3 separate regions of the Homo sapiens genome follow, and regions 2 and 3 are each linked to region 1. Evidence: read pairs that join two places in POLR2A ChIA-PET (ENCODE). Cell type or tissue: PC-9. All regions are shown on one strand.

Region 1 (2,500 bases):
TGTCCTATTAGACTCGTATCAACTTGCAATACTATTTCCAAATAAAAGCTTATATAGTGAGAACTGTATGAACTATGACCAACAGAGATTTTTAAGAAACATTAATTGGAAGACAAAGACTAATTTTTCCCAAAAAAGATTTACACTTTAATTTCCTGAATGATACCAATATTATTTGTAGGCTTTAATCCTACATTTTATACCAAGGAACAATCTTTAGAGCTAATGTCTAATTATTTAAAATTTTTTAAATTTTAAATAAAATAAACATAAACATAAAATAAAATAAACATAAAATTATTTAAAATTTTATTTTATGTTTTTGAGACGGAGTCTCCTTCTGTTGCCCAGGCTGGAGTGCAGTGGTGCGATCTCAGCGCACTGCAACCTCTGCCAGGTTCAAGTGATTCTTGTGTCTCAGCCTCCCGAGTAGCTGGGACTACAGCTGCGCGTGCAACCATACCTGGCTAGTTTTTGTATTTTTAATGGAGACAGGGTTTTACCATGTTGCCCAGGCTGTCTCAAACTCCTCACCTCAAGTGATCTGCCCACCTTGGCCTCCCAAAGTGCTGAGACTACAGGCATGAGCCACTGTGCCCAGCCAAATTTTATTTTTAATTGACAAATAATAATTGTATCTACTTACTGGGTTCAACAAAATGTTTTGATACATGTTTACAGTGTAGAATGATTAAATCAAGCTAATTAACATCTATCACTTCACACACTTATCTTTTTTTTGTAGTAAAAACATTTAAAATCTACTTGGCAGTTCTGAAATATACAATCATTATTAAGTCACCATTCTGTGCAATAGATCTGATATCTAATTTTTTAATCTCTTCCTGTAATTTTCTTATTCTGGAAAAACAGTAAGTTAAAGTCATATGAGAAAGGCTTATAAATTAATGGAGTGTGAAATCTATCTGACCTAGCTTTAACTAATCACGTCACAGCCTGCTTGCCTATTAGTCATAAAAATTCCACCTGAAACATGAATGAGTCACGAGAAGCAATTGATTTCCTGGCAGAGTCAATGTGGAAGAAGCTGGGATCACAAAAGGAAAAAACAAAAAAACAAACAAAACTAGCTCTAACTAGAGGTGCCCAAACTAAGTAAATGAGTGCTGGCTTTGTCTTCCTTTGTCATAAAAGGAAAAAACAAAACTCCATATGTTAACCAAGTTCATCCTTTAAAACACTAGTCTCACTGATTTTCTGAGAGAAAGAGTTCACGTCACAGCTTTTGGTTAAATTAATTATGCACACTTGTCCTCCTTTCACTTTTCCTTCTGATGGCTTGAGCTGTTTGATTTATGGACCTCTGCTCCCTCTTAAACTCCTGTCAAAACTGTTTTAGTTGGTTTCTTCCCTAAAGACCTATAATTATGGATCTGGGGTTTCCCTTCATGAGTCTGTAAAAAAGTTTTAAATATTCAGCTTTTTTCCTTTTCTACTCTGAAGAACTTACATTTCCAGTTAAAACATAATTTAAACTTAACGAAGTAACATTATAGCCATTGTAGGGGAGGTGGCAGTACTGCTCCACTGATCAGGCTATACCTAGAATATTGATTTCTTAATTCAGATATTGACGAACTAAAACATTTTTAAAAATTCACAGTTTGAAGAGTTGAAGTAATGCCACATGAATGAACAGAGGATATTTAATGCCACAGTTAATGAACAGAGGATATTTACTCTAGAGAAAACAAGACTCAGGAGGGCCATGATAGCTGTCTTCATGTATCAAAAGAGTCGTCAAGTAGCACAGGAGAAGAGACTTGCTTAAGATGGTCCTGGAAGGCAGTCATAATCAAGAAATATAACTTATAAGCAGTGTAATTTCTATAAACTTAGAATTTTCTAATAATTTTGTCTCACTAAATTTAAATAGGCTTGGGAAACAGTAAACTTCTACTAGACGTGTTCAAACAATAGCTATTTGTTAAAGAAGCTGTATAAGGAATTCAATTTAGAAGAGGGTTGAATGCAATGAGTTCTACAGTCCTTTGAACTCTTACGTGTATAGACTCCCTTGACTTTCACTGACCCATCACATCTATTTTCTAAAACGAAAAGAATGATGACCTCAATACCTAGCTTTATACACATTTTTAACTTTATAGTGGCAAAATTTTACTGAATAATTTTGGTGTCACTAATAACTGCCCTATCATATAAGCCATCTTGTAACATCAAAACTAGCTCAGAAGAGTTAGAGTTACTGCATTTAACAAGCAGAAGTCAAATAATATTTTCTTCTAAAGTTCAGGGAAATTTCAGGCACAAATAGCATAATATGACAGTGGTTTAGGTGATCAGAGAAAATTAGGTTGCCTTTACAAGATGATACTTGCTTTTTTAAAAACAAAACAAAACAAAACAAAACTGCTGAGCAAAATGCAATTTCTTTGCGACCAAGCTACAGAAGAAGTTGGTTCATGAGAATCACAACTATCTTATATTTCAGAAGAGAATAAAAGACACAATCAGATCA
Region 2 (2,500 bases), 510 kb before region 1:
TGAATACGCATGGGCCAAATATTTTTATTATTATTATTTTATTTATTTTTTGAGACAGAGTCTCACTCTGTCACCAGGCTGGAGTGCAGTGGTGTGATCTCGGCTCACTGCAACCTCCGCCTCCCAGGTTCAAGCAATTCTCCTGCCTCAGCCTCCTGAGTACCTGGGACTACAGGCGCGTGCCACCATGCCCAGCCAATTTTTGTATTTTTAGTAGAGACAGGGTTTCACCATATTGGCCAGGATGGTCCCAATCTCTTGACCTCATGATCTGCCCGCCTCAGCCTCCCAAAGTGCTGGGATTACAGGTGTGAGCCATCATGCTCGGCCCAATGGGCCAAATACTAACAATAAGATCACCATTAATGGGCCTAAAAGTGGTAAAACCAGGTAACAGAAAGTAGAGCAGCCTTAACGCATTCCCTTTGGAATCGGCCAAAAGGTTTTCCTTTCCAAAGGTGTGAAGCCCTTTTGCTTGGTCAGCTGTGCCTGAATTCCAAAGTGGGGGAAGGTATGGCGAGGCGTGACTGACTCCCAGCTTCCTGTCATGACCTGAACTAGGTTTTCAGGCTGTTTCGGTTGTTGTTTGGATTCCCTTTGGCCAAGAGAGAGATCCATTCTGTTGGGGGCTTCTAATTTTTTTTTTTTTTTTTTTTTTTTAGTTTATATTTTCTCTTTTTTTGTCAACGCATCCCAGAGGCAGTGTTGATGGCCAAGCTTTCATTCTGGCCCATATTGATGCTGGGGTGGCATGCTACAGGCCCTGGGTCCTTCATGTCCCCTAGTGGGACCCCTATGGCCAAGAGACTTAGAGTCAAAAAAACTTATTGCCAATTAAACATGCTAGACAAGATAGGAATGGAGGTGGGCAGGGACTCAAGCTTCAGCCTGTTTTCCCTTTGCTCCCCCTTTCCCTTTTGTGTGCACTTTTAGGTCTGAAGGTTTGTCCTTTCCTGCTGCCTTCTTTTTTGGCTTCGTTTCTACTTTTGCAGGAGCAGGGTTAGGGGACAACTGTGCCCATCTCCTCCTGGGCTTTTCCTTCACAGCCCTCTTGACTGAGCTGACCTTCCTCCTGGGCATGTTGGTGGTGGGGAGGGGGCCTGCCGGGTGCCTACGGGCAATGGCGAAACCAGAGCCTTCTGGAAGCTGGGCTCACCAGCTGCTGCCGCTCCTCCCACCACCCAAGCTGCCGAGACCTGTGGCAGATTTTTTTCCCTCAAGTTTATAGAGCTATCTGTAGTAGCTCACTCATGTATTCTGTAATGAATACCCCACCTTCCCCACCCCTCCATCTGCCACTTTCTTATCTACCGAATTTGATCTTAACTCCTCAAAAAGCTAGCCAAGTCTGGGAGAAAGTTGGAAAGCTTAGGATGGTAAAAGTAATGCTGTTCCAAATGCAACCTTGTATTATTTTTACACTGGAAACAAATCGGAAAAGAATAAAAACAAGAGGCTTTCAAATTAGTAAACTGATGTCTCCAAGTATAAAACACACTTTGATAACTTATTTTTATGTAATCCTGACAAAAATCCAATAGAAAAATATTGTCTTCAAAAACCTAAGGATCAAGGTTTGAAAATATAATCAGATGAGCTTTTCTCTGCTCCTATAGAGCTTGGAATTTCAAAAGGTGCAGAAAACAATCTCTTCTGATGCCCGGAGCCCAAATGAGCAGTAAGAAATGTACTCCTAACACATCTTAGGGCCTATTGTCTTCATCTTCCTTAGAGTCTCCCGTGCTCAACATTTCCCCATCAGCTGCCTCGCTTCATCCTGCTTTTTGTTCAAAGGTTTTTTAAAAAAGGAAATACCATATGCTGAGGGGAAAAAAATTGCAGGGATGTATGCCACACTATAAACAATGGTCTTTGGAATATGAAGGACTTTTACTTTTTTTTCTGAGACAGAGTCTTGCTCTGTTGCCCAGGCTGGAGTGCAGTGGCACCATCTCAGCTCCTCTGCCTCCTGGGTTCAAGTGATTCTCCTGCCTTAGCCTCCCAAGTAGCTGGGATTACAGGCATGTGCCACCACACCCGGCTAATTTTTGTATTTTTAGTAGAGACAGGAATTCACCATGTTGGCCAGACTGGTCTCAAACTCCTGACCTCAGGTGACCTGCCCACCTCGGCTTCCCAAAGTGCTGGGATTACAGGCCTGAGCCACTGCGCCTGGCCGAGGGACTTTTACTTGAACATTTCTGAATTCCTACAATATTTAAATTCAAATAAATGACTTACTTTTGTAAGCAAGAAAAACTAATTTTTATGAAAAGAAAACTGGTAATTATCTTGTTGAAATAAAAGTTATCTAGTCATCCTTATTTTGATAACTTAATGTGAGACAAAATATCCCTATTTCCGTATTTTATATATTTTCATTTTATTAATTTATTTGAGACCAAGTCTTTATCTATCACCCAGGCTGGAGTGTAGTCGTGTGACCATAGCTCACTGCAGGCTTGATCTCCTGAGCTCTAAGAATCCTCCTGCCTCAGCC
Region 3 (2,500 bases), 1.0 Mb after region 1:
CAGCCTCAAACCCCTGGGCTCAAGGAATCCTCCTGCCTCAGCCTCCTGAAAAGGTAGGACTACAGCCATGTGCCACTAATCCTGGATAATTTTTTGTAGAAACAAGGTCTCACTATATTGTCCAGTCTGGTCTCGAACTTCTGGCCTCAAGTGATCCTCCCACCTCAGCCTCCCAAAGTGTTTGGATTATAAGTGTGAGCCACCACATGCAGCCTGAATTTTTTTTTTTTTTTTTTGAAAAATACAGTCACTTAAGGAACCCCAATTGTACTCCTATTCACATTTCATTGGTAATCCCAAGGGGATTATGGCTGTTTGGAAGATTGAATTCATTCTTACTTAGACCCTCCCTACATAATGTCTTTAAGAATGCCTTTTTCAAATGGCTAAGTAAGGTAAACATGAACTTCTAAATAAATGAGGCCAAACCAAGAAAGATGACAAGGTTGATTACAGAGGTGGGCTTTTTTTCCTCCTCTTAGCAGAAGATTTTAAATAGATCTGAACCTTCAAGGAATGCTTTTATTTGGTAGACAAGATGAGGAGAATGAGAACTACCCCTTCAGAGGGCAGTGCAGAAAGGGGACTCTCCCCTTCTCTTTATCCCATTAAAGTCCTGCTGGTCAGTGACTCACAAGGCCCCTCTATTATCAGCCTTGGCTTAAATAAACCTTCTGCCCCTGCACCCACCCGCCTCCCTCAAAGCTGCAGGCTCCATCCATCAATGTCACCTTTGCAGAGTGGCTGCCATGACAGTTCATGATCATTAACCAGCCCTGGTGTGCTTTGTGTTAAAAGTTAAGACACATCAAACGCAGCAACTCCGCAGTTCCTTAAAGTTACAGGAGACAGGGATGCACTAGGGCTGGGGCCCCCCAAACTTGACGCACAGCTTTGACAAAAGGTGAAAGATGAGCCCGGGGTTTAAAAATGCCTCAGTATCCCTCCCTGCCCCCAACTTCACTCTCAGGGGCAGAAACCAGGAGGAAAACAGACACTGAGAATTGGGCTAAAGAGCAGTGATAAAAGAATGTGAGCCACGGACACAGCGGCCCTGCTCCGGAACCCCCAGCTGCCCTGTGACATGGCCCCTCCTGTGCCGGTGACCCCCCACCCCACCCGGAGCAGACAGGCTGCTCCACGGAGAGAACCTCACAGAGAACATGCCCCTTTCTCCTGCACCCTCATCTCCTGGGCCTTCTCCCTCCCGGGCTCAAATCTCTGTAAGAAATGGAGGTTGGGCAGTTTCTCTTTCCACTTCACAAAGGTTTAGAACATCTAAGTAAGAGAGCGCGTGAAAGGTGTTGTTTGTGCCTTTGGGTGCCCCTGCTTACATTTCGTGATTTCCCTTGGGGCCACTGTTTAACGAAGACATTTGCTTTTCTTATCATGGCTTTTCTGTGGCAAGGCCCAGCTTGGGGAAATGACCTTGAGAGGAAGTTGGAAGAGGGAAAGAGGGAGCTGGCTCTGCCCACCAGTATGTAAAAATTAAATAACAAAAAGAAAACCAGCAGCCCACAACCGCCCTCCCTGCCACCCAAGCAATTCTCCTATCCCTCTATGCATTCACATGACACATACTCCACCCCTCCCATGGGCCGGGCATTGAGTTAGGACCCAGGGTATAAAGAATCAAAAATGGGTTATAACTCTTTAGGAGCTTAAATTCTATGAAGGTAGACAAAATATCTACCATAGAAATAGGCATTGAGGAACCAGAAAAAGGAGGAGGGGATCTGTTCTGATGCGATGTGTGGAGAAGGCTTTGGGGATGTGGCCAGTTGGCCAAATCTCGAGGTAGGAGCAAGACTTCAACAGAGAAGGAGGAGGATGTGTAACAGCATGAGCAAAGGGAGAAAATTTATGACAGCTAGCATTCATTAAGTGTGCACTGAAATTCAGGCAGTACACCTAGCGTGTTGCACACCTGCTCTGTAGCCACCAGCCACAGTGCTCATGAGCACTTGAAATGAGGCTGGCCCGAATTGAGATGTGCTATTATGAATAATGCACACCAATGGTTTCAATGATTTAGTATGAAAAAAATGTAAACTATCTCAGTAATAATTTTATATTGATTACATGTTAAAATGATAGTATACTGGATGCATTCGATTAAATAAAATATATTAGTCAAATTAATTTCATCTGGGGCCACGCTCGGTGGCTCACACCTGGTATTACAGGTGTGATGCCAGGATGCCGAGGCAGAAGGATCGCTTGAGCCCAGGAATTGGAGACCAGCCTGGGCAACATGGTGAAACCCCGTCTTTACAAAAAATACAAAAATTAGCCCGGCATGGCGGTTCACATCTGTAGTCCCAGCTAATTGGGAAGCTGAGGTGGGAGGATGGGTTCAGCTAGGGAGGTCAAGGCTGCAGTGAGCCATGATCACGCCACTGCATTCCAGCCTGAGCAATAGGGCAAGACCCTGTCTCAAAAAAAAAAAAAAAAAAAAAAAAAAAGGCTGGGTGCAGTGGCTCATGCCTGTAATCCCAGC

What was found. Peaks named below come from ENCODE experiments on the same cell type or tissue, not always from the same donor. Only the 100,000 strongest peaks of a DNase experiment are listed, where the experiment ranks them.
Region 2: POLR2A ChIA-PET joins it to region 1 with 7 read pairs; 3 of 35 experiments call an interaction of 5 or more read pairs at or near these places.
Region 3: POLR2A ChIA-PET joins it to region 1 with 6 read pairs; 2 of 35 experiments call an interaction of 5 or more read pairs at or near these places.

What each region holds. Positions count from the first base shown.
Region 1 is chr18:22,977,089-22,979,588 of GRCh38, reverse strand. The region is part of intron 6 of RBBP8 (RB binding protein 8, endonuclease); the gene reads right to left. Among named protein-coding and RNA genes, the nearest start is that of RBBP8-AS1, 45 kb to the right of the region's middle. In PC-9, no CTCF peak of the experiment used is centred here; a DNase peak (open chromatin) is centred at 978; H3K27ac peaks cover 2,116 bases.
Region 2 is chr18:23,483,580-23,486,079 of GRCh38, reverse strand. No RefSeq gene overlaps it. Among named protein-coding and RNA genes, the nearest start is that of RMC1, 19 kb to the left of the region's middle. In PC-9, no CTCF peak of the experiment used is centred here; no DNase peak of the experiment used is centred here.
Region 3 is chr18:21,977,582-21,980,081 of GRCh38, reverse strand. No RefSeq gene overlaps it. Among named protein-coding and RNA genes, the nearest start is that of LINC01900, 2.3 kb to the left of the region's middle. In PC-9, no CTCF peak of the experiment used is centred here; no DNase peak of the experiment used is centred here.